Linked DNA regions of Homo sapiens: region 2 is linked to region 1. A link is a loop called in an ENCODE intact Hi-C map of the cell type or tissue named here. Cell type or tissue: lower leg skin. All regions are shown on one strand. Links, peaks and the distances in the headings refer to the core of each region. The heading gives the core; the rest is flanking DNA.

What was found. Hi-C counts contacts between places; a loop is a spot of excess contacts. Peaks named below come from ENCODE experiments on the same cell type or tissue, not always from the same donor. Only the 100,000 strongest peaks of a DNase experiment are listed, where the experiment ranks them.
Region 2: a loop joins it to region 1, with 5 times the contacts of the local background. A loop is called at or near these places in 77 of 110 quality-filtered maps.

The regions. Positions count from the first base shown.
Region 1 is chr5:59,808,797-59,811,296 of GRCh38, reverse strand. The region is part of intron 1 of PDE4D (phosphodiesterase 4D); the gene reads left to right. Among named protein-coding and RNA genes, the nearest start is that of PDE4D, 84 kb to the left of the region's middle. In lower leg skin, for the core only: no CTCF peak of the experiment used is centred there; a DNase peak (open chromatin) is centred at 1,136.
Region 2 is chr5:60,655,738-60,671,836 of GRCh38, reverse strand. The region is part of intron 2 of DEPDC1B (DEP domain containing 1B); the gene reads left to right. Among named protein-coding and RNA genes, the nearest start is that of DEPDC1B, 36 kb to the left of the region's middle. In lower leg skin, for the core only: no CTCF peak of the experiment used is centred there; no DNase peak of the experiment used is centred there; H3K4me3 peaks cover 392 bases.

The DNA.
Region 1 (2,500 bases), core at 1-2,500:
GGAAAGTTGAAAAGACAGAGCTTAGGAGTCTTTCTGATTGGTCTAAAATTCCCCAGGGAAAATCATGTTTCTTTTTATGAATATAGTCCAGGTCTTAGGTCTGTCCCACGGCACAAAGTTTTCAGGACATTCTGGACAAATTCACACATTTCCCTGGATGTCAGTCAATTCCCTTTGCCTCTGTGCTATCACTTTCCTTCTCTCTGCTTTCTCCTTGAGTTACCTGTCCCAGCTCTTCACTCCACATTCTGCAGCCTCCGTTTAGCTCCTTTATACCTTTGTCCAGATTCTTCCTAACTTATTATACTGCCTCCTCATGTCAACTTCCATCCCATCTGCATTTGGGAAAAGAAGCCCACATGATAAGTGAGTCCATCTGCTAAATGTATGCATCTTAGAGCATTTGTTCAAGATCAATAAAGATACAAATTATTTTGATTTTTCAGCTGTTGCCCAAATCCACAAGAGTACACAAATGAAAATGCACTGATTTTTAAAAAGTACAAATAGCCATTAAAGTTTGTATTGTTTTATTCTTTAAATAAGCCGGAAAAATGGGAATACGTAGGAACGAGGGAGCTAGCAAAATAGGCGGGGCTTCTGCGTTTCAGGTGGTCTGAGACTGCAGTGACCCTGAGGCTGGTGGACCTGGAAGGAGCCAGGGAGAGATGGTGGATCCCAGGGGTGGGAGCAAATGCATGGTCCAAGGTTCTGAATGGCAGAGCTAGACCAAAGGACTAACCTGCTAACCTTGACCAAGGAGATGGCCCAGAGGTTTTCTATTTCTACTGCTCCATCTTTTCATTATAAGTTCCCAGTAGAAACGAGTCATCATTTAAAATATCGGTGCAGCACTTAACACATAAGGAAAAATCAATAACATTCATTTACTTACAGTACCCAGAGAAGAAATAAATTCAAATACGTAAAAATGGGCATGAACCATCCTGTTCCATATCCCACTTTAGGACTGTCAGCAACTGTATACATTGCTGAACGTCATTGCTCTTGTACATAATGAATAATTTTCTGTAACCCTGTGAAGGCCGACTGATTTTTACGGAAAGACAGCTTTGTGTTAGGCGGCCCGCCTTCCCCACGGAATCGGGTTTTCCCACGCCACGTTTTGATGTTTCTGAGAAGTGTGCGCCATCTGCTGGCCGCTGAGAGGATTGACGAGCAGCCATAAGGAGCACCGTGTTTCTTGAGCATGACTTAACCAGGCAATGGAATTACAATTATCTTTGGGTTTCTAAAACATAATAGACATTTCAGGATTCACGTGACTTATGAGAAGTCGCTTAATTGCCTTTCAAGCAGTATACATTTTTTATTCAATATGTGTATTATTCTTTGTAATAATAAACGATGCAATAAAGCAATCGAGGGGTTCCCACATGCTCTCTAGGCAGAGATGGACCCCGGGCCCTAGATGAAAGGTTAATAGTTTGGAGTGAGCACTAACTCTGGTCCTCTGACTCTGAATCTAAGTCAGGAGTAGAATAGAGCTGTACAAAGAAGACTGCTTGATGGAATTGAATTTTGTCCCTTCTTCAATGGGGGAAAATAAAGTACAGTTTTCATCAATAGATTAATGACTAAACTTGGACCTTGATGCCAAATCCAACTTGAGCTCCGCCTGCACAGTCTGGAGATGTACATAAGAGACACATGCTCAGCCTCTTAGCACATCGTTATAATCCAGGCAGGCAATACTATATCCTAAAATTACTCCTCTTTGCTGAAATTGAGAAAATAGGAATTACCCAGGGTAAATTTGGTACATAAATGTACCAAATGGTATGATTTATTCTAGTACTGTCTTCTTTTTCTTGATTTTCTTCTTTATTGGGAAATTTGTATTTTGTAGTTCCTTCGACACTTTAAAAATTAAACTAGAGGGTAAGATTTAAGTTTTCTCACAACTAACAAATGATTTTGATTTTATTGCCCAAAGCCCTTTATATCTCACTTTCGATGGGTCTAGTCCCTTTGGCTTAATTTAGATGTGATTTTTCCTTAATAATTTTGAAAATGGTGGTGCTCTATACCAACTAGCTAGAATAGGAATCACATTGACAGTATTTAATGGATAGAAGCATCTCAAAGATCTTTGCTTAATGAGGGCAAATCATTAGCAATGTCCAACTCCCTATGTTAGAGGCGCCAACTAAGGCACGGTACTTAAATTTAAAGCACAACTCTTCGACTTCCATAAAGTACATATATTACATTATATTTTTAAATTACGGGGTAGTGACTCGATATGTCACTGGAATGTTTTGAATAGTGCCCCCGGCCCCCCTGCCAAAAAAAAGAATGCAAGAACACTGTCCTAACCAAGAAGGCCTGGGAGTTTTAACTAATTCAGCCTTTCAGCCTCCACTTAAAATTCTGGAAGACAGTAGTGTTGGTGCTAGCTGTCCTTGGCTGCAAGTTGTCTTTACAGAAGAACTTGGGGTACATTTTGGTGTGAGGCCACTCTTGCAAGCAGCATTTG
Region 2 (16,099 bases), core at 5,743-8,242, 850 kb before region 1:
TACATTGTTTGCACTGATCTGAATTCATTACACATAAATAAGTACAAACTAATAGGAGACTCCATTAATTCAGGTCCTCTGAGAAGAGAAGCAGATGCCAAGAGGGAACTAGATGTGCAAGAGATTTAATGCCAGGGGTTGGGGTGGGGCACCAGGAAAGGATAAATGGGGAAGGGAACAGGAGGCAATGGAGTGAGCCTATAGGCTGTGATGAAGGCCTGACCTCAGGGAAAGCAGAGGGGAAAGAATTGGGTAGCAAGAGCCTAAGACCACATGCCAGAGTTCTGAAAATTTCCCCGGGCTGATGGGGAGTTCCCAAGCAAAGGATGCTGTTAGAGGAGTCTTAGGTCTTCTGGAAGGATTATCTTGGCTCATTACCTTGCTGTGCTCCTTGGTGGGCTGGAAGCAGCCTGGGGAAGTGTGAAAGGTAGAGCAGCTGGGAGCTGTTGGCTTCTTGGAGGGAAATGTGAGCTGTGCACCCCTGTGGCCAGCACAGTCCATTTCTTGTGCTTCACAGATCCGCTTGCCCACACGTTGGTGCTTTCTTCTTGAGTGGAAACCTAGAAGATGGAAATTACTAGGAAGACTATAGCCCCTATTGTTGCAGTTAGTCTCATTGCTGCAGCTGGTACTCATTCTCTCCCTCCTTGACTCTTCATCCTCAATCCCCTTACTGTCAGCCATCACCTTGGCAGGCCTTGGGTGCCTTACCTGGTAGTGTGACCCAAAACTTCATTCCTAAAGATCTGGACCCATGGTAATCATGCACTTTTTGAGCTAATGTTTCTGTACAAACCCATTCACAGTTACAGTGGGACAAGGAAGTATCAGGAAGTGCCATGTAGATCTCCAGGAAGTGCCACAGGTGTTTCTCCCTGCCCCGATTGTGTAAATGCAAGTCTCCTGCCTGCTGATCAGGATCCATGACCTCTGCCAAGATAGTGATTCCTTTTCTCTTCTCACCTGCTGCTCCCTGGCCACAAGGAGTCCGAATTACCCTTACTATGTCCCCTGTCAAGAATATGTCCCTTTGAGTAACAAGACTGCTAATTGCAGAGCCCAGGGTTATAGAGATGGGAAGCACAGGGAGGGATGGTAAGTAGGGCCACTCCTGCTTCCACCCTCTGGTTCCCAGTACCTGTATTCTTCCTAGGGGGATACAATGCCATATAGAGTCCTCTGACTTAATTCATATACCATTCCATTCTACATGTGTAGCTTGTCTCCATTGAAATCAGGTAATGTGAGTCCTCCAACTTTGTTCTTTTTCAAGATTGTTTGGGTTATTCTAGTTCTTTTTCTTTTTCATATACATTTTAGAATCAACTTGTTTATTCCTATAAAAATTCTTGCTGGGATTTTGAGTGAAATCATATATTTAGGTGCTTAATCTCTCAGCATTTTTTTTGTAGCTTTCCTGAGTATATAGATCCTGAACATATTTTGTTATTTTTTATTTTTTTGAGACGGAGTCTCGCTCTGTTGCCTAGGCTGGAGTGCAGTGGCGCGATCTCAGCTCACTGCCTCCTGGGTTCATGCCATTCTCCTGCCTTAGCCTCATAGTAGCTGGGACTACAGGCGCCTGCCACCACGCCCGGCTAATTTTTTGTATTTTTAGTAGAGACGGGGTTTTACTGAGTTAGCCAAGATGGTCTTGATCTCCTGACCTCGCGATCTGCCCGCCTGGGCTTCCCAAAGTGCTGGGATTACAGGCGTGAGCCACTGCGCCCTGCCTGTTATATTTATATCTAAGTAGTTCATGTTTTTTGGTGCAATAATCACCCCACGTATTTCTGGGGTGATTATTTCGGTGCAGTTTTCACCCCACCTATTGTGAGGTTTGGTGCAATAATCACCCCACTTATTGTGGGGTTGTGCTTTTTTAAGTGGTTGTAGTTTTTCTTGTAAATCTTGTATATGTATATATTTTTAAGTCATAGATATTTTATAGATTTTTTTCTGTTGCAAATGGAATTTATTTTCTAAATAACTATTGTTAATTTAAGGTAGGAGTGTCTTTCAGATAAGCTCACCTCTCTCCTTAAAAATGCTCACTTGATCCTTTACTTACAATGGAATCTTTATTCATGTGGAATAAGGAAAGATTTCTGAGTTTGGATTTTAAAGCCTTCCTTAGTTTGGTTTCCAGCTTCATCTCCCATTCTCCTTTCCTCAAACACTTTATGTTCCTGACATACTTTCAGAAAGTATTGTGAAATGTAATCATTAGCAGTTTTTCAGCATTTAGGTGATATATACCACTAATGGGCTCAAGAAATATGTTGAATGGGTTTACAGAGCACAGCAAAACCCTACAAATTGCTATGGTTTTGCATAAATCATGGATTTCTGGGAAATAGTAGTCTCAGAAGGATCAGCCCATATAATAAACAATATCTGGCTGTGTTTTTTTGTATTGTTGTTTGCTTTTTGTTTTTGGGTACAAAGTCTGTAAGTTAGTAAGGCAAGGAGGCAGGCTGGCCAAAGCTGTTGATGTTGCAAATTTCTGCTGATGCTTCCACAGTATATAGTTAATCTCTTAAAAGGGCTTTAAATCATTGAGAGAGCTATCATTTATCAAGTTTATTAAGATTTATAACTATGTTTCTTTGTGGTTTAGATGACTTAGAATAATTTTATTGATTTATTAGGTAATAAATCCTAATTTTTTTACAAGTAAATTCACCAGAGGATAGTTCTGGTATGAATTATTTTTAAATTGCTTTTCTCCAGCCAATATTTGGCAGTGGTGGTGGCACTAGGAGACCTGCTTGTTTGGTTGGACAATTAGCTGTGGCCAGTAACTTTTCTGGCCTTAATTTCTTCAGTGTACAAATGTGTAATTTGTTCTAGATGTTTTCTAAGGGAGTTTATAATTCTGGAATCCATGATCATGTTAGGATTAAATTTACAGTTTTTAAAGCAAAATGAAATTTAGCCCACTAGAGGGAGCTCTGCTCTTTTTAAATGTTGTCAGTTTTATTGAGAAAGACATCCTTCATAAAAGAATGTATGCTAATTTTTATTTCAGTAGCAGAAAATATTTGATGTTGACTTAAACTTTTGCCAATTTGATGTGTGTGAAATTCTGTTTCATGATGTTATCTTGAATTTCCTTGATTACTGATGAGGTTGAGTATATTTTTATGCTTATTCACCGTTCCTAATTCCACATCTGGAAATGCCTGGTTCATGTGTTTTGCCTTTCTTCACAGAAGTTTTTTCTTATAGATTCATTGTGGTTTAAAAAAATATATTCTGGGCCGGGCATGGTGGCTCATGCCTGTAATCCCAGCATTTTGGGAGGCCGAGGCAGGCGGATCACCTGAGGGCCAGGAGTTCGAGACCAGCCTTGCCAACATCATGAAACCCCGACTCTGCTAAAAATACAAAAATTAGCCAGGCGTGGTGGAACACACCTGTAGTCCAAGCTACTTGGGAGGCTGAGGCAGGACAATTGCTTGAACCTGGGAGGCGGAGGTTGCAGTGAGATGAGATTGCACCACTGCACTCTAGCCTGGGTGACAGAGCGAGACTCCATCTCAAAAAAAAAAATACATATATATATATATATATATAATATCCATTTTATATATATATATAAAATATCCATTTTATATATATATATAAAATATCCATTTTATATATATATAAAATATCCATTTTATATATATATAATATCCATTTTATATATATATAAAATATCCATTTTATATATATATATAAAATATCCATTTTATATATATATATAAAATATCCATTTTATATATATATAAAATATCCATTTTATATATATATAAAATATCCATTTTATATATATATAAAATATCCATTTTATATATATAATATCCATTTTATATATATAAAATATCCATTATATATATAAAATATCCATTTTATATATATATAAAATATCCATTTTTTATATATATAAAATATCCATTTTTTACATATATGTAAAATATCCATTTTTTACATATATGTAAAATATCCATTTTTTACATATATGTAAAATATCCATTTTTTATATATATGTAAAATATCCATTTTTTATATATATGTAAAATATCCATTTTTTATATATATGTAAAATATCCATTTTTTATATATATGTAAAATATCCATTTTATATACATGTAAAATATCCATTATATACATGTAAAATATCCATTATATACATGTAAAATATCCATTTTTCATATATGTAAAATATCCATTTTTTATATATATGTAAAATATCCATTTTTATATATGTAAAATATCCACTTTTTTATATATGTAAAATATCCATTTTTTATATATATGTAAAATATCCATTTTTTGTATATATGTAAAATATCCATTTTTTGTATATATGTAAAATATCCATTTTTTGTATATATGTAAAATATCCATTTTTTGTATATATGTAAAATATCCATTTTTTGTATATATGTAAAATATCCATTTTTTGTATATATGTAAAATATCCATTTTATATATATATGTATTCTGGATATTTACACTTTATCAGTTATATGGATTACAAAGATCTTTCTTTTTTTCACTTTATGGTATCTTGATGAACAGAAAAGTTCTTAATTTTAATGTAGTTGAATCTATCAGTCTTTTCCTTTATGTTGTGTGGTCTTAATACCTTTCTTAAAACAAGTCCCTTCATTACTCAAAGTCAGAGAGATATATTTTCTTTTATCTTAGAATAAGAGATATTTTTGTGCCTTATGTTTAATGGTTTTGCCCATGATTTTTTATTCATGCTGTGAGTTAGGAATTGTTTTGATTTTGTATTGCTGAGAAACAATCTACCCCAAACTTTAGTGACTTAAAGTAACCATTTTATTTTACTCATGGGTTTTGTGGCAAGCATTTAGAAAGAGCTCAACTAGTAGTTTTTCTCTTCCAATAAAGGTGGTGTCAGTTGGGCTAGAAGATTTACTTCTAAGATGGCTTCTTTCTCTGCTCACAAATGTGTCTTTGTGCTGCTTGACCTCTCTTTCTACATGAGGTTTCATTCTCTAGGTTATCTCCATGTGGGTTGTGCTTCTTGTAGCGTGATGGTCTTAGGGTAGTCGGTGCCACCTCTGGGCTGGAGGCCAACCAACACAAAACCAGTCACTAAACAAAACTACAACCAAGGACCCTCACAGAGTCCACTTCACTCCCCTGCTACCCTCACCTGAGCAGATGCTGGTATCCATGGCTGAGGGACCTGAAGACAGATCACATCACAGGAATCTTGGCAGACACTCCCCAGTACCAGTCCAGAGCCCAGTATGCACTGGGTGGCTAGACCCAGAAGAGAAATAACATAATCACTGCAATTTGGGTCTCAGAAAGCCCATCCTTAGGGAAAAGGGGAGAGTACCACATCGAGGTGTTATGGGGGGGGTCTTTGTTCTTAGAGCTCCCAAGATGTGGCGGTTCGCTCCCAAGATGGCAGCAAGCCTTTTGTTCTCTGACCTGGGATTCTTGGCTTCACGGATTCTAAGGAATGGAACCTTGGGCCATGCGGTGAGTGTTATAGCTCTATTAGAAGCAGTGGATCACGGAAGACAACTGTGGAACCCAGCAACTAGTGTTCAGCTCGATTAGACGAACCCTGGGCCCTTAGCCATGCAGGAACAATGGCAGGCCTCTAGCCCTATCAGGAGTGGCAATGGGCGCCTCGCTGGGTTAGAAGCACAGCCAACACCCTCCCGGATCTGGAGGGGTGGAAGTCAGTGGCGAGTCTGCGACAGTGGCAAACAACAGTGGTGGACGGCGAGCGAAAGCTCAGCTCGAGCTGTAACAAACGCGGACCAGAAGAGTGTGCAGTTGCAAGATTTAATAGAGTGAAAACAGAGCTCCCATACAATGGGAGGGACCCTAAGGGGGTTGCTGCTCCCTGCTGGAATGCCTGGGTTTATATCCCAATCATTGTCCCTCCCCCTGTGCTCTAAGGCGATATATGATTTGACTATTTCTTTACCTCCTGCTTTAGCCTAATTTGTATTTTAGTGAGCCCTCTTTACTACGTGATTAGTTGGGTGTGAGCTGAGTTACAAGCCCCGTGTTTAAAGGTAGGTGCAGTCACCTTTCCCAGCTAGGCTTAGGAATTCTTAGTCGGCCTAGGAAATCCAGCTAGTCCTGTCTCTCGGTCCCCGCTTCCAACAGGAAAACCCAAGTGTTGTTGGGGAGGTTGGCCGACTACCACTCTTAACTGCTTCCTGCTGAATTGGGGCGTAATAGGGGTCATGCAGTTGAGATTTCCTTGGGAGGGGTGCCTTCAATATCATTAACATCGGAGCATGGGCTAGCAGGCCGGTCCAGGGGTCCTGCGGTAGATCTTCATCATGGACTGCATCTGGGGCTCCATTTGAAGAACGATTTGTAGTTTTACAGCTTTGATTTTGGAAGAGACAAACTTAACAAGGAGGTTAAAGATACAGAGATTGAAATGTATAGCCTGAAGTGCAGGGGATTATTTCTTTGGCACACTTTACAGGCCCTGACTATCTGCTTCATAGTTTTGAAAAGGCCTGGTCCAATAAATAATGATTTGGCCATATCATGGGTGCTATTAATGCCTAAGTGAAAGGTCTGGTGAAGGGTTTTAAGTAATTTTCATTGGTTAGCTGCAGGCAAAAGTATTTTTTCTTCTTCGGTGGCTAGCCATCCTGAGGGGAGGAAACTATGTCCTCGTGAGGTTCCCCTTTCTATTTCTTCTGCTGAGTACTGGGGTTTGGTTTCCCAGAGGGGATTACTCCATACTAGGGGTCCTCTATAAGCATTTCTAATGGAGGGTCCCACCTTGCGGCTCTTTTGGTTTTAATATCCACTTGGCGGTTCCCTTCTATTTCCCTTTCCTTTCTGATGACCCCGGCAGTGTAAGACTGCCACCTCTTTAGGTTTTTGTACAGCCAATAATAATTTCCTAATGGCTTCCTGATGTTTGATAGGTGTTCCCTTGGAAGTTAGGAATTCCCTTTCTCTCCATATTGTTGCACGGGCATGGAGGACTAGGTAAGCATACTTAGATTCTGTATATATATTTACTCTTTTTCCTTCTCCTAACTCTAGTGTCTGAATGAGGGCTATTAGTTCTGCCACCTGAGCGCTAGTTCCTGGAGTGAGGGGATTACTTTCAAGTATTCCATTGTCACTGACCACTGCATACTCCGCCTTTTGAAGTCCTTTTTCTACAAAGGAGCTTCCATCAGTACACAAGTTGAGGTCGGGATCAGCCAAGGGAACCTCTAGAAGGTCCCCTCGAGCAGCGTAGGTTTGAGCAATTACTTGTTGACAGTTACGTTCTATCTTTTCTTCATTGTCTGGAAGAAATGTGGCTGGGTTAAGAGTTGCACAAGTGCACAGTCGCAGCACTGGCCCTTCAAGTAATAGAGCCTGATATTTAAGCAAATGGTTGTCTGACAGCCACAAGTCTCCTTTAGCAGTGAGTATGCTGTTCACATTATGAGATGGCCACACAGTAAGATCTCTTTCCCTGTATCATTTTAACTGCTTTAGATACTAAGACTGCTACTGCTGCCACTACCTGTAAACAATGAGGCCAACCCTTTGTCACTACATAAATTTCCTTACTCAGGTATGCCACGGGTTGCAAGCTGGTCTCTCGGACATGTGTAAGGACTCCTAGAGCTATTCCTGTTTTTTCTGTGACATATAAAGAAAAGTCTTGCCCCGTTGGCAAGCTTAACACTGGGGCATAGGTTAGGGCCTTCTTTAGGGCCAGAAAAGCCACTTCTGCTTCAGGTGTCCATTCTACTAAATGGGTATTGGCTTTCTGAGTTTCCTTAATTAGTGTGTATAATGGCCTGGCTATTTCACCGTACCTGGGAATCCATATTCGGCAGAAGCCTGTTATGCCAAGGAACCTCTTAATTGCTTCAGGGTTTTAGGATGAGGATAAGCCAGTATAGGCTGGATACATTCCTCACTGAGGGCCCTGGTGCCTTTGGATAATTTTAGCCCTAAGTATTTAACCTGCTGTAAGCAGAGCTGAGCCTTTGGTTTGGAAACCTTGTAGCCACAAGTGGTGAGGAAGTTTAAAAGCGCTTGAGTGGCTTGATGGCACAAGGTTTCTGAATGGGTGGCTAGAAGTAAATCATCCACATACCGAAGGACAAGAGTGACCAAGTATGAGAACTGGCTCAAGTCTTGGGCTAATGCCTGGCCAAATAGATGGGGGCTATCCCTGAACCCTGTGGGGTAAAACAGTCCAGGTGAGTTGAGATGTTGGGTTTGAAGGATCTTTAAAGGCAAATAAGAATTGAGAGTCAGAATGTACGGGGATGCAGAAAAAGGTATCCTTAAGGTCCAGGACTGTAAACCACTCTGCTTTCTCTGGTATTTGGGAAAGCATAGTATAAGGGTTAGGTACAGCTGGGTATAGAGGGACAACGGCCTCATTGATAATCCTGAGATCTTGCACTAACCTCCACTGTCCGTTGGGTTTCTGTACTCCTAAAATTGGAGTATTGCAGGAGCTATTGCTTGGTTTTACTAGGCCTTGGGCTTTTAGGTCCTTAACAATCTTTTGGAGTCCTTATTGGTCCTCGGGTCTAAGCAGGTAATGCCTTTGGTAGGGAACGGAGGTGGAACCCTTTAGTTTAACTTGAACGGGACGGGCATTGTTTGCTCATCCATATTGTCGTTTTGTTGCCCAGACTTCAGGATTAATTCCTTCCTTAAGTAGGGGACAAAAAAACGTGTTTCTTTTCCTATGTTCAGGTGTATAATGGCCCCTGCTTTTGCTAGAATGTATTTCCCTAACAAAGGAGTGGGCTTTCAGGCATAATTAGAAAGGCATGTGAAAAGAGTGAAGTTCCCCAATCATAACTTAGTGGCTAGGAGAAGTATTTAGTGACTGCCTGTTCTAGGACTCCTCGGATAGTGACAGATCTGGAGGACAGTTGGCCGGGACAGGAGAGTAAGACTGAGAAGGCCACGTCAGTGTCCAGGAGACAGTTAACCTCCTGTCCCTCAATGGTCAAGCATACCTGGGGCTCTGTGAGGGTGATGGCATGGGCTGGCACTTGTCCTGGGCATCCTCAATCCTGCTCCTGGATCATCTGGTTAGTGGCTTCTGACTCAGAGGACTTTTGTCCCCTGAGGCAGTGGGCCTTCCAGTGATTCCCTTGACATCACGGGCATGGACGAGGGGGCAGCTTATTTTTATTCGGACAGTCTTTTTTAAGGTGTCCTTGTAGGCTGCACTGAAAGAAAGCCCTATTAGGCATTCGATTTGCTCAACCTTTCCCTGTTTTAGAGCCTCCAAAGTCCGCTTGCCTGAGGGCCATGACTAAAGCAGTGGCCTTCTTTTTATCCTATTTGTCCCGTTCCACCTGTTCCTCTTGATCTCTATTATAAAAAACCGAGGTTGCCAAGTTCAATGGGGTTTCTAAGTTTTGCTCTGGGCCTACGGCAGACTTTGGAAGTTTTTTTTTTTTGAGACGGAGTCTCACTCTGTTGCCCAGGCTGGAGTGCAGTGGCGTGATCTCAGCTCACCGCAAGCTCTGCCTCCCGGGTTCACGCCATTCTCCCGCCTCAGCCTCTGGAGTAGCTGGGACTATAGGCGCCTGCCACCATGCCCGGCTAATTTTTTGTATTTTTAGTAGAGACGGGGTTTCACTGTGTTAGCCAGGATGGTCTCAATCTCCTGACCTCGTGATCCACCTGCCTCAGCCTCCCAAAGTGCTGGGATTACAGGCGTGAATCACCATGCCCGGCCTGAAGTTTTTTTTTTAATGTCTGCAGCTGACTGAGTGATAAACTTATCCTTTAAGATTAGTTGGCCTTTAATAGAGTTAGGTGACAAAGAGGTATGCTTTCTCAGTACCTCCCTTAGTCTCTCCAGAAAGGCAATAGGATTTTCTTTCTTTCCCTGTATTATGGTGGACATCATTGAATAATTTATAGGCTTTTTCCTAGTTTTTTAAAGTCCTTCTAGCACGCAAGTTAGTAAATGTCTGCAGCACCAATCTCCATGTTCTGATTCTGTGTCACAATGAGGGTCTACACTGGGAACTGCCTGCTGGCTGGTGGGGAATTGTTCTTTTTTCTCTGTTGTCATCCTATCATTGACCTGACTGAGATACCAGAGATCGCCAAACTCTCGGGCTGCAGTTATGGCGGCACTTTTCTTATTTAGGGTTAGTATCTGATCTAGCAGTAACATTATATCTCTCCATGTCAGATCAAAGGATTGTCCTAGCCCTTGTAAAACATCAATATAGCCATCAGGGTTATCTGATAATTTACCTAGGTCTGTTTTAATTTGCTTCAAGTCTGAGAGGGAAAAAGGTACATGCACTCTGACTGGGCTGAATTCTCCAGAATACATCTTAAGGGCATTTTTGCCTTGAGGGGAACGTTTCCCGTCTGAAAAAAGTACATAGGGATGCCAGGACCCCTAGTCTTTTTCCGACGAGCATAGTCCTAGAGTGTTCTCTATGGTCCTAATGCTTATTCCTTTCCAGGGTGTGTAACCACCCATGGACCTCTGCTTATCAGATTAGTTACATTTACCAATGTAGCAGTCCTGCACCCCTTTTCCTGCTTTTCTTGACCACAAAGAAAGGGTTCCAGGCTTCTGGATTCTAGTGGTCCTTTACCAGCGTGCCCAACATTGCCTTTGTGCTCTGGGGTGAGTCCTAGAGCTGAGCTGGGTTCCTGAGTATTTCATAACCCAGCTGCCCCATTAAGATGTATTCCCATAAACAACAGTTCTTATGCAAATTTATTTCAGAGAGGGTGTAGGTAACCTTTTGAGTCAGGATTGAGATAGAGTTTTTTTTGTTTTTATTCCGTAAGTGCTTTAAGGCTTGGCTGAGTGCAAACAGCTTGCACGTTTCAGCAGACCAGTTATTAGGCAATTTTCCTAACTCTGCTTTTACAAGAGTTTCCCTATTAATTACTGAATACCCATTGTGTTTTTTCCTTAATCACCTGGGAGGAACCATCTGTCCTCCTTTTCTGAAGGGAGTTCCTCCTAGGTCTGGTTGGACCTTTGTATGGTAATTAAGATTTAAATCCTCTGTTAGGAAGTCTGCTGGGTTAAGGGAATTTTCAGTGGTTAGTGTTAAATCACCTTTTTTCTAACAGAATAGCCCCATACTTTAAGATTTTTGAGTTAGTAAGCTACCTTTTTGCTTTTTTTGACTTAGGATAGTTCTGAACTGGTGAGGTGTGCTTACAATGAGGTTTCCCCTAAAAGTTATTTTTTTACTTTCTTCTGCTAGCAAAGCAGTTGCTGCTACAGATTGAATGCATTTGGGCCATCCACGGGTTACTGGGTTAAGGATTTTTGATAGGAAGGCTGTGGGTTGTCAGTGGCCTCAGTCCTTTTGGGCTACGCTCTTGTTTATACTGACAACAAAGTGGTATTGGAGTGTTATAGGGTCCCGGAGAAGACCTTCAGTTATTAATTATAGGTTTTAAATTTACCCTGGCTTTTAAAGGAATAGGGTACACTTTTTTCTTTACTACTTCTTTTCTTTCTCTCTCTCTCTCTCTCCCCCCCTTTGTCTCTCTCTCCTGTCTCTTTCTCTCTCCTCTCTGTCTCTCTCTCTGTCTCTCTCCTCTCTGTCTCTCCTCTCTGTCTGTCTCTCTCTCTCCTCGCTTTCTGTCTCCTGTTTTTCTCTCTCTCTCTCCTCTCTGTCTCTCTCTCTTTCTCTCTCTCTCTCCTCCTCTCTATCTCCTTGTAGATGGATTTTGGAAACACAGTGGAAGGACGTTTGCTTGTTGCCCCCATTTGCCACTATAGGAATACGCGCCTCCCTGTAATTTACTCAATTCATTTTCATCCTGATCTATTATGTTGTTGTAGATCCAGTTCCAGTTGTTAAAGTACTGGGTTATCAGTTCTAAGGCCCTGCAAGGGTGGTGGGGAACAGGTCCCACATAACTGCCCATGTCAAGAGCTGTATACCTAAATTGGAGGGACACCGGGGACAAGACTCCCTGGGTTCATAGCTTAGATGCCTAATGATGCAGCATAGAGCTTCTTTAGATCCCTTTGGAGATACAACTTGCTAGAGGGAATGAAAGTCTGAACCATTAGTACCTAGAAGGCAGGGATCAAAGGAAGTAGATTCAGAGGTAAGGAGAATTTGGGGGCTACACTTTCAAGAAAGTCATGGTTGGGACCCAGGAGGTATGGGTCAGAAGGAAAGGTGGGGCGCATACATGGGCGGCTGGTTGAATAGAGACTTCTGGCTGTGCCGTGATCTCAACTGGCTAATGCCAGGAGTTCGGGATGACAGCTTTCTGCTACTAGTCAGCCCTTGGCTTCCCCAGGAAAATTGTGAAAGTGGAAGCTGGTTCCAGGCAGACCAATGCTCCCAAGCCAGAAGGGTTGGGGGTTGTTAGAAAGCCCTTCCCTAGATAGCCTCACACCTGAGTCTTAAGTCCAGCAGCCATGCTACTGTTTTTAACTGGCTGACAGGTGCCCAGTATTTTACTCCAATTCTAAGGAAGTATAGGACAGAATAGCAAGCGAAAGTGGTCCGATATTACTCACTGCTTTGGAGAATCCCCATATGGGCCACCAGATGTTACGGGGGGTGGAGGGGGTCTTTGTTCTTAGAGCTCCCAAGATGCGACGGGCCGCTCTCAAGATGGGGGTGGGCTGCTCCCAAGATGGCTGCAAGCCTTTTGTTCTCTGACCAGGGGTTCTTGGCCTCATGGATTCCAAGGAATGGAACCTTGGGCCATGCGATGAGTGGTATAGCTCTATTAGAAGCTGTGGGTCATGGAAGAGAACTGTGGAACCAAGCAACTAGTGTTCAGCTCAATTAGGACGAACCCTGGGCCCTTAGCCATGCAGGAAAATGGTGAGCCTCTAGCCCGATTGGGAGCGGCAATGGGTGTCTCGCTGGATCAGAAGCACAGCAGACACCCTGCTGGATCCGGAGGGGTGGAAGTCAGTGGCCGGTCTGCGACAGTGGTAAACAGCAGTGGTGGATGGTGAGCAAAAGCTCAGCTTGAGCCGTAACAAACATGGACCAAAAGAGTGTGCAGTTGCAAGATTTAATAGAGTGAAAACAGAGCTCCCATACAATGGGAGGGGACCCTAAGGGGGTTGCTGCTCCCTGCTGGAATGCTTGGGTTTATATCCTGATCATTGTCCCTCCCCCTGTGCTCTCAGGTGATATATGATTTGACTATTTCTTTACCTCCTGCTTTAGCCTAATTTGTATTTTAGTGAGTCCTCTTTACTACCTGATTAGTTGGGTGTGAGCTGAGTTACAAGCCCATGTTTAAAGGTAGATGTAGTCACCTTTCTCAGCTAGGCTTAGGAATTCTTAGTCGGCCTAGGAAATCCAGCTAGTGTTGTCTCTCAAAGGGATCACCCCATGGGACAAAATAATCTGAACAATAGCCCTTGATCCCCAGATCTTCCCTTTGACATAATCTACACAAATGAAAAGGAAGCAGAAAAACAATTCTGGTAATATAACAAAACAAGGTTCTTTAACACTCCCCAAAAGATTACACTAGTTCACCAGCAACGGATCCAAACCAAGAAGAAATCCTTGAATTGCCAGAAAAAGAATTGTGAAGGTAGATTATTAAGCTTCTCAAGGAGTCACCAGAGAAAGGGGAAGTTCAACTTAAAGAAATTTAAAAAATGATACAGGATATGGATGGAAAAATCTTCAGAGAAACAGATAGCATAAATAAAAAACAATCACAACTTCTGGAAATAAAGGACAAACTTAGAGAAATGCAAAATACACTGGAAAGTCTCAGTGATAGAATCAAACAAATAGAAGAAAGAACTTCAGAGCTTGAAGACAAGGCTTTTGAATTAACCCAATCCAATAAAGACAAAGAAAAAAAGAATTAAAAAAGTGAACAAAGCCTCAAAGAAATTTGGGATTATGCTAAATGACCAAACCTAAGAGTAATTGGTCTTCCTGAGGAAGAAGAGAAATCTAAAAGTCTGGAAAACATATTTGAGGGAATAATCAAGGAAAACTTCCCTGGCCTTGCCAGAGATCTAGACATCCAAATACAAGAAGCTCAAAGAACATCTGGGAAATTCATCGCAAAAAGGTAATCACCTAGGCACATAGTCATCAGATTATCTAAAGTCGAGATGAAGGAAGGAATCTTAAGAGTTGTGAGGCAAAAGCACCAGGTAACCTACAAAGGAAAACCTATCAGATTAACAGGAGATTTTTAGCAGAAACCCTGCAAGCTAGAAGGGATTGGGGTCCTATCTTTAACCTCCTTAAACAAAATAATTATCAGCCAAGAATTTTGTATCCAGTCAAACTAAGCTTCATAAACAAAGCAAAGATACAGTCTTTTAAAGACAAATGCTGAGAGAATTTGCTACTACCAAGCTACTATAAGAACTGCTAAAAGGAGCTCTAAATCCTGAAACAAATGCATGAAATACACCAAAATAGAACCTCTTTAAAGCATAAATCTCACAGGACCTATAAAACAGTAAAACAGTGAAAAAAAACAACAAGGTATTCAGGCAACAAGTAGCACAATGAATAGAATAGTACCTCACTTCTCAGTACTAACATTGAATGTAAATGGCCTAAATGCTCCACTTAAAAGATACAGAATGTGGCAGAATGGATAAGAATTCACCAACCAAGTATCTGTTATTTTCAAGAGACTCACCTAACACATAAGCACTCATATAAACTAAAGGTAACGGGGTAGAAAAAGATATTCCATGCAAATGGATGCCAAAAGCGAGCAGGAGTAGCTGTTCTTATATCAGACAAAACAGACTTTAAAGCAACAATAGTTAAAAAAGACAAAGAGGAATATTATATAATGATAAAAAGGACTGTTCCAACAGAAAAATATCACAATCCTAAATATATATGTACCTAACACTGGAGCTTTCAAATTTATAAAACTATTACTACTAGACCTAAGAAATGAGATAGACAGCAACACAGTAATTGTGGGTGACATGGTTTGGCTCTGTGTTCTCACCCAAATCTCTTCTAGAATTGAAATCCCTACAATCCCCATGTGTTGAGGGAGGAACCAGGTGGGAGGTGATTGGATCCTGGGGACAGTTTTCCTCATGCTGTTCCCCTGAGAGTGAGTTCTCATGAGATCTGATGGTTTTATAGGGCAATTTTCTCTGCTCTTGTTTGCTCTTTCTCTCCTGCTGCCTTGTGAAGAAGGACACGTTTGCTTCCCCTTCTGCCATGATTGTAAGTTTCCTAAGGCCTCCCCAGCAATGCAGAACTATGATTTAATTAAACTTCTTTTCTTTATAAATTACCTGGTCTCTGGCAGTTTTTATAGCAGTATGAAAACAGACTAATACAGTGGGGGACTTCAGTACTCCACTGGCAGCACTAAACAAATCATCAAGACAGAAAATCTACAAAGAAACAATGGACTGGGGCTGGGCACGGTGGCTCATGCCTGTAATCCCAGCACTTTGGGAGGCCGAGGCGGGTAGATCACGAGGTCAGGAGATCGAGACCACAGTGAAACCCCGTCTCTACTGAAAATACAAAAAATTAGCTGGGTGCAGTGGTGGGTGCCTGTAGTCTCAGCTACTCGGGAGGCTGAGGCAGGAGAATGGCGTGAACCCAGGAGGCGGAGCTTGTAGTGAGCCAAAATCGCACCACTGTACTCCAGCCTGGGTGGCAGAGTGAGACTCCGTCTCAAAAAAAAAAAAAAAAAAATGGACTTAAACTATACCTTAGGACAAATGGACTTAAGAGATATTTACAGAACATTCTATCCAGTGAGTGCAGAATATACATTCTATTCATCAGCACATGGAACATTCTCCAAGATAGACCATATGATAGGCCACAAAACAAGTCTCAATAAATTTAAGAAAATTGAAATTATATCAAGTACTCTCTTAGACCACAGGGGAATAAAATTGGAAATCAACTCCAAAAGGAACCCTCAAAGCCATGCAAAGACATGGAAATTAAATAACCTGCTCCTGGATTATTGTTGGGTCAATAACAAAATCGAGATGGAAATTAAATTATTTGAACTGAACTATGGTAGTGACCCAACCTATGAAAATCTCTGGGATACAGCAAAAGCAGTACTAAGAGGAAAATTCATTGTATTGAATGGCTACATAAAA